Regions from separate parts of the Homo sapiens genome. Here region 1 is linked to region 2. A link is a loop called in an ENCODE intact Hi-C map of the cell type or tissue named here. Cell type or tissue: transverse colon. All regions are shown on one strand. Links, peaks and the distances in the headings refer to the core of each region. The heading gives the core; the rest is flanking DNA.

Region 1 (2,906 bases), core at 140-2,639, 200 kb before region 2:
CCAGGCTGGAGTGCAGCGGCGCAATCTCAGCTCACCACAACCTCTGCCTCCTGGGTTCAAGCGATTCTCCTGCCTCAACCCCCGGAGTAACTGGGATTACAGGCACCCACCACCACGCCTGGCTAATTTTTGTATTTTTAGTAGAGACGGGGTTTCTCCATGTTGGGCAGGATGGTCTGGAACTCCAGACCTCAGATGATCCACCCGCCTCAGCCTCCCAAAGTGCTGGGGTTACAGGCGTGAGACACTGCACCTGGCCTCAACTCCATTTTAATTAACCCTGCAGGGGCCAGGCATGGTAGCTCATGCCTGTAATCCTGGCATTTTGGGAAGCTGAGGCAGGAGGTGGATCACCTGAGGTCAGGAGTTTGAGACCAGCGTGACCAACATGGTGAAACCCTGTCTCTAGGAAATACAAAAAATTAGCTGGGCGTGGTGGCAGGTGTCTGTAATCCCAGCTACTCGGGAGGCTGAGGCAGGAGAATCACTTGAACCCAGGAGGCAAAGATCGTGGTAAGCCGAGATCGCACCATTGCACTCCAGGCTGGGCAACAAGAGCGAGACTCCATCTCAAAAAATAAAAATAAATAAATAAAAAATAAATAAAAATAAAAAAAATTAGCCAGGCGTGGTAGCGCGTGCCTAGTCCCAGCTACTCAGGAGGCTGAGACACGAGAATCACTTAAACCCGGGAGATGGAGGTTGCAGTGAGCTGAGATCGCGCCACTACACTCCGGCCTGGGCAACAGAGCAAGACTTCGTCTCAAAAATAAATAAATAAATAAATAAATAAAATAAAGAGATTTAGGAGAGGACACAAGCAAACATAACTCAGACTGACTTTGGCAAAACTAGGCTTTATGGGTTCCCGTAACTGAAACATCAATGTAGGGCCAGCTTCAGGCTCAGCTGGTTCCAGGTGCCACACAGCATCCTCAGGTTCCTTCGGTGTTGGGAGCTCAGGCTCCAAGCCCAGGACAGATTCCCAGCTCTGCCACATGCCCCTGAGGGACCCTGGGCAAGGCCTACCCCTCTCCCAGCCTCAGTGTCCTTATCTGTAAGTGAAGTCGCCACATTGACATCCCTGCCCTGGGGGACGTCATGAGGGTCACCGGGCACCTGGTGAAAATCAGTGAGGAATAAGAATGAATGTTGAGGCCAGGTGCGGTGGCTCACGCCTGTAATCCCAGCACTCTGGGAGGCCGAGGCGGGCGGATCACGAGGTCAGGAGATCAAGACCATCCTGGCTAACATGGTGAAACTCCGTCTCTACTAAAAATACAAACAATTAGCCGGGCGTGGTGGTGGGCGCCTGTAATCCCAGCTACTCGGGAGGCTGACGCAGGAGAGTGGGGTGAACCCAGGAGGTGGAGCTTGCAGTGAGCCGAGATCGCGCCACTGCACTCCAGCCTGGGCGACAGAGCGAGACTCCGTCTCAAAAAAAAAAAAAAAAAAAAAAAAGAATGAATGTTGGTTCTGACCAAGTAAATTAACGAATTGTCACCAGACAATGACTTCCATGTGACTTTCTGGTGTGAGCCGGAGAGGAGCCGATGCACGCTGCCACCAGAGGGCGGCAAACACCAAGGATGCAGCCGCGGCCCTCGCCCCGCCAGGGAGAAAACGCACCTGCCGCCACTCTCACCTTCTCATTCCCGTAACCGGATGGTGTTTGCTTAGTGCTCCTTGAAAGCCTGGACAGGGCCGGGCGCGGTGGCTCACGCCTGTAATCCCAGCACTTCGGGAGGCCAAGACGGGTGGATCACTTGAGGTCAGGAGTTCAAGACCAGCCTGGCCAACGTGGCAAAACCCCGTCTCTACTTAAAAAAAAAAAAAAAAATAGCCGGGTGTGATGGCGTTCACCTGTAATCCCAGCTACTCAGGAAGCTGAGGCAGGAGAATTGCTTGAACCTGGGAGGTGGAGGTTGCAGTGAGCTGAGATTGAGCCATTGCACTCCAGCCTGGGTGACAGAGGAAGACTCCATCTAAAAAAAAAAATTATTTGTAGAGATGACAGAGTGAGACTCCATCTAAAAAAAAATTATTTGTAGAGATGGGGTTCTCACCATGTTTCCCAAGCTGGTCTTGAACTCCTCAAGTGATCCTCCTGCCTCATCCCCACAAAGTGCTGGGATTACTGGTGTGAGCCATCGAGCCCAGCCCTGACCAACTATTTAGAGGTTGAAAACAGAGCCCGCAGGGCCGGGCGCGGTGGCTCACACCTGTAATCCCAGCACTTTGGGAGGCCGAGGCCCTCGGATCACGAGGTCAGGAGATTGAGACCATCCTGGCTAACAAGGTGAAACCCTGTCTCTACTAAAAATACAAAAAAATTAGCCGGGTGTGGTGGGGGGCACCTGTAGTCCCAGCTACTCAGGAGGCTGAGGCAGGAGAATCACTTGAACCTGGGAGGAGGCGGAGCTTGCAGTGAGCCGAGATCGAGCCACTGCACTCCAGCCTGGGCGACAGAGTGAGACTCCGTCTCAAAAATAAAAATAAAAATAAATAAATAAAATTAGCCGGAAGTGGCCGAGTGCGGTGGCTCTTCCACAGCAGCCAGAGGGCGCCTGTGAGGCTGACTGGGGGTGTCCCTGCTCTGCCCACAGCCCTCCATGGCTCCCATTTCCCTCTGGGTAGAAGCCCAAGTCCTCCGTGCAGCCCACAAGGCTCTGCCCAGTCCCCTCTCTCCTCTCCCTCCTCTGTCTACTCTCCCTCCTCCCTGTCTCCCCCTCCTCCTCTGCCCAGTCCCCTCTCTCCTCTCCCTCCTCCCTCTCTCCTCTCCCTCCTCCCTCCCTATCTCCCCCTCCTCCTCTACCCAGTCCCCTCTCTCCTCTCCCTCCTCCCTATCTCCCCCTCCTCCTCTACCCAGTCCCCTCTCTCCTCTCCCTCCTCCCTTTCTCCCCCTC
Region 2 (2,825 bases), core at 326-2,825:
TAAAAATATAAAAATCAGCAGGGCGTGGTGGCAGGCGCCCATAGTCCCAGCTACTCGGGAGGCTGAGTAGGGAGGATCACTTGAGCCCAGGAGGTGGAGGTTGCAGTGAGTCAAGATCACACCATTGCACTCCAGCCTGGGTGAAAGAGTGAGATCCCGTCCTTCTCTCTCTCTATATATCTATATATAGATATATCGATAGATATAGCTGTAGCTATACATAGATATATATAGATTAGATATAGATTTATATGTATCTATAAATACATATATACTTTTATATCTATATCTACATAGATATATATATATATAGTTGTTTTTTTTTTCTTTTGAGAGGGAGTCTTCCCTCTGTCACCCAGGCTGGAGTGCAGTGGCACGATCTTGACTCACTGCAACCTGTGCCTCCTGGGTTCGAGCGATTCTCCTGCCTCAGCCTCCCCAAGTAGCTGGGACTACAGGCGTGTGTCACCACACCCAGCTAATTTTTTTTTGTATTTTTAGTAGAGATGAGGTTTCACCATGTTGGCCAGGCTGGTCTTGGACTCTTGACCTCAGGTGATCCGCCTGCCTCGGCCTCCCAAAGTGCTGGGATTACAGGCATGAACCACCGCGCCCACCCTATATATACATATTTTTTTAAATAAAATGAATTAAAAAGTTGCCGGGCACAGTAGGTCACACCTGTAATCCCAGCAGTTTGGGAGGCTGATGTGGGTGGGTCACAAGGTCAGGAGTTCAAGACCAGCCTGATCAACATGGTGAAACCCCATCTTCCCTAAAAATACAAGAATTAGCGAGGTGTGCTGGTGTGTGCCTATAATCCCAGCTGCTTAGGAGGCTGAGGCAGGAGAATTGCTTGAACCCGGGAGGCGAAGGTTGCAGTGAGCCGAGATCGCGCCACCGCACTCCAGCCTGTGCAATGGAGCAAGACTTCGTCTCAGAGGAAGAAAAAAAAAAGAATTAAAAAATTTAATTAAAAAAGTGGAGTCAGTGCCAGGGGCAGTGGCCCACGCCTGTAATCCCAACACTTTGGGAGGCTAAGGAGAGAGGTTTGCTTGAGGCCAGCCTGGGCAACACAGAAGACCCCATCTCTACAAAAGAACATAAGTAAATGAATAGTTTTTCTTTTTTTTTTTTTTTTTTTTTTTTTTTGAGACAGAGTCTCACTCTGTTGCCCAGGCTGGAGTGCAATGGCATGATCTCAGCTCCTGCAACCTCCGCCTCCTGAGTAGCTGGGATTACAGGTGCATGCCACCAGGCCCGGCTAATTTTTGTATTTTTAGATGATACGGGGTTTCACCATGTTGGTCAGGCTGGTCTCGAACTCCTGACTTCGTGATCTGCTGGTCTTGGCCTCCCAAAGTGCTGGGATTACAGGCATTAGCCACCACACCCGGCGGTAAATGAATAGTTTTTCTTAAAGTGGAGTCAGGCCGATGGTTCATAGTGGCCACCAGGTGGCGCTGTCGACACAGAGCAGCCTTGTTGCAGGCCCCCGCCCGGCTGTGGTCAGAGGCTGAGCTGAAGGTCAGTGGTGTCCTCACAGGTCCACAAATGGATTTTTGAGGGGTCCGTGCCCTCCGGAAATCAGATGTAAAACGTGTACATTCATATTGAATCTTACAGGGGAGAAGGCCAACTGTGTGCTAGGGGTCTCGCAACCCCACATCAACGAACCATGGGCATCAGGGTTCTCCCTGCAAGAGCTGTGTGCACGCTGATGTGCATGTGTGGATTAAACACACGTGTGTGCTCACGTGCATCCATATATATGCACATGTGTGTGATGAAGGAGTGAGCAGACACAGTGGGGAAGTTTAAGCTGGGCTCACGTCTGTAATCCCAGCACTTTGGGAGTCAGAGGCAGGAGGATTGTTTTAGGCCAGGAACTTGAGACCAGCCTGGGCAACATATTGAGAGCCCATCTCTACAAAAAATAAAAAATTGCTAAAATATTGCCAGCCACAGTGGCTCATGCCTGTCATCCCAGCACTCTGGGAGGCCAAGGTGGGTGGATCACCTGAGGTCAGGAGTTGGAGACCAGCCTGGCCAACATGGTGAAACTCCGTCTGTACTAAAAATAAAAAATTGGCTGGTGTAGTGGCAGGCGCCTGTAGTTAGTCCCAGCTACTCAGGAGGGTGAGACAGGAAAACTGCTTGAACCCAGGAGGTGGAGGTTGCAGTGAGCCAATATCGCACCACTGCACTCCAGCCTGCGCGACAGAGCGAGACACCATCTCAAAAAAAAACAAAAAAATAAAAAATTAGCCAGACATGGTGGCACGCCCCTGTGGTCTCAGCTACTCGGGAGGCTGAGCTGGGAGGATCACTTGAGCCCATGAGGTTGAGGCTGCAGTGAGCTCTGATGCCACCACTGCACTCTAGCCTGGGGGACAGAGTGAGAGAGAAGTTTATTCCCCGGAGCACCCCATTGGGTCTCCCTTGTGGCCCGCCTCGCATCTTCTTAAACTCTGCATGGCATATGTCTTCTGTTCTTGCCTTAGGAGTTCTGTTTGCTCAGCCGCCGGCCCCCACGCCAACCTCTGCTCCCAACAAAGGAGGCGGCGGCGGCGGCGGCAGCAGCAGCAACGCAGGCGGCCGGGGAGGAAACACCGGAACCAGCGGCGGCCAGGCTGGGCCAGCGGGGCTGTCCACACCCTCCACATCTACCTCAAATAACTCGTTGCCTTAACCGCATCACTCCCCACCCGCCACCCACCCTGGAGCCCGCCGGCCTGGGCAGGGGGTCCAGGTGGGCCACACAGGGGCCAGGATGGCGGAAGATACGGGTGGGGAGGGAAGATATCCAGAAAGGAGCCACAGCT

The links. Hi-C counts contacts between places; a loop is a spot of excess contacts. Peaks named below come from ENCODE experiments on the same cell type or tissue, not always from the same donor. Only the 100,000 strongest peaks of a DNase experiment are listed, where the experiment ranks them.
Region 1: it touches region 2 in a loop (2.9-fold over the local background); 74 of 110 quality-filtered maps call a loop at or near these places.

The regions. Positions count from the first base shown.
Region 1 is chr19:768,858-771,763 of GRCh38, forward strand. No RefSeq gene overlaps it. Among named protein-coding and RNA genes, the nearest start is that of LINC01836, 12 kb to the right of the region's middle. In transverse colon, for the core only: CTCF peaks have their summits at 1,570 (motif pointing right), 1,769 and 2,552; a DNase peak (open chromatin) is centred at 1,624.
Region 2 is chr19:969,374-972,198 of GRCh38, forward strand. It overlaps ARID3A (AT-rich interaction domain 3A), which reads left to right. Exons shown (of 9, transcript NM_005224.3): 9 at 2,505-2,825. The coding sequence ends at 2,692. Among named protein-coding and RNA genes, the nearest start is that of WDR18, 14 kb to the right of the region's middle. In transverse colon, for the core only: a CTCF peak has its summit at 1,464 (motif pointing right); no DNase peak of the experiment used is centred there.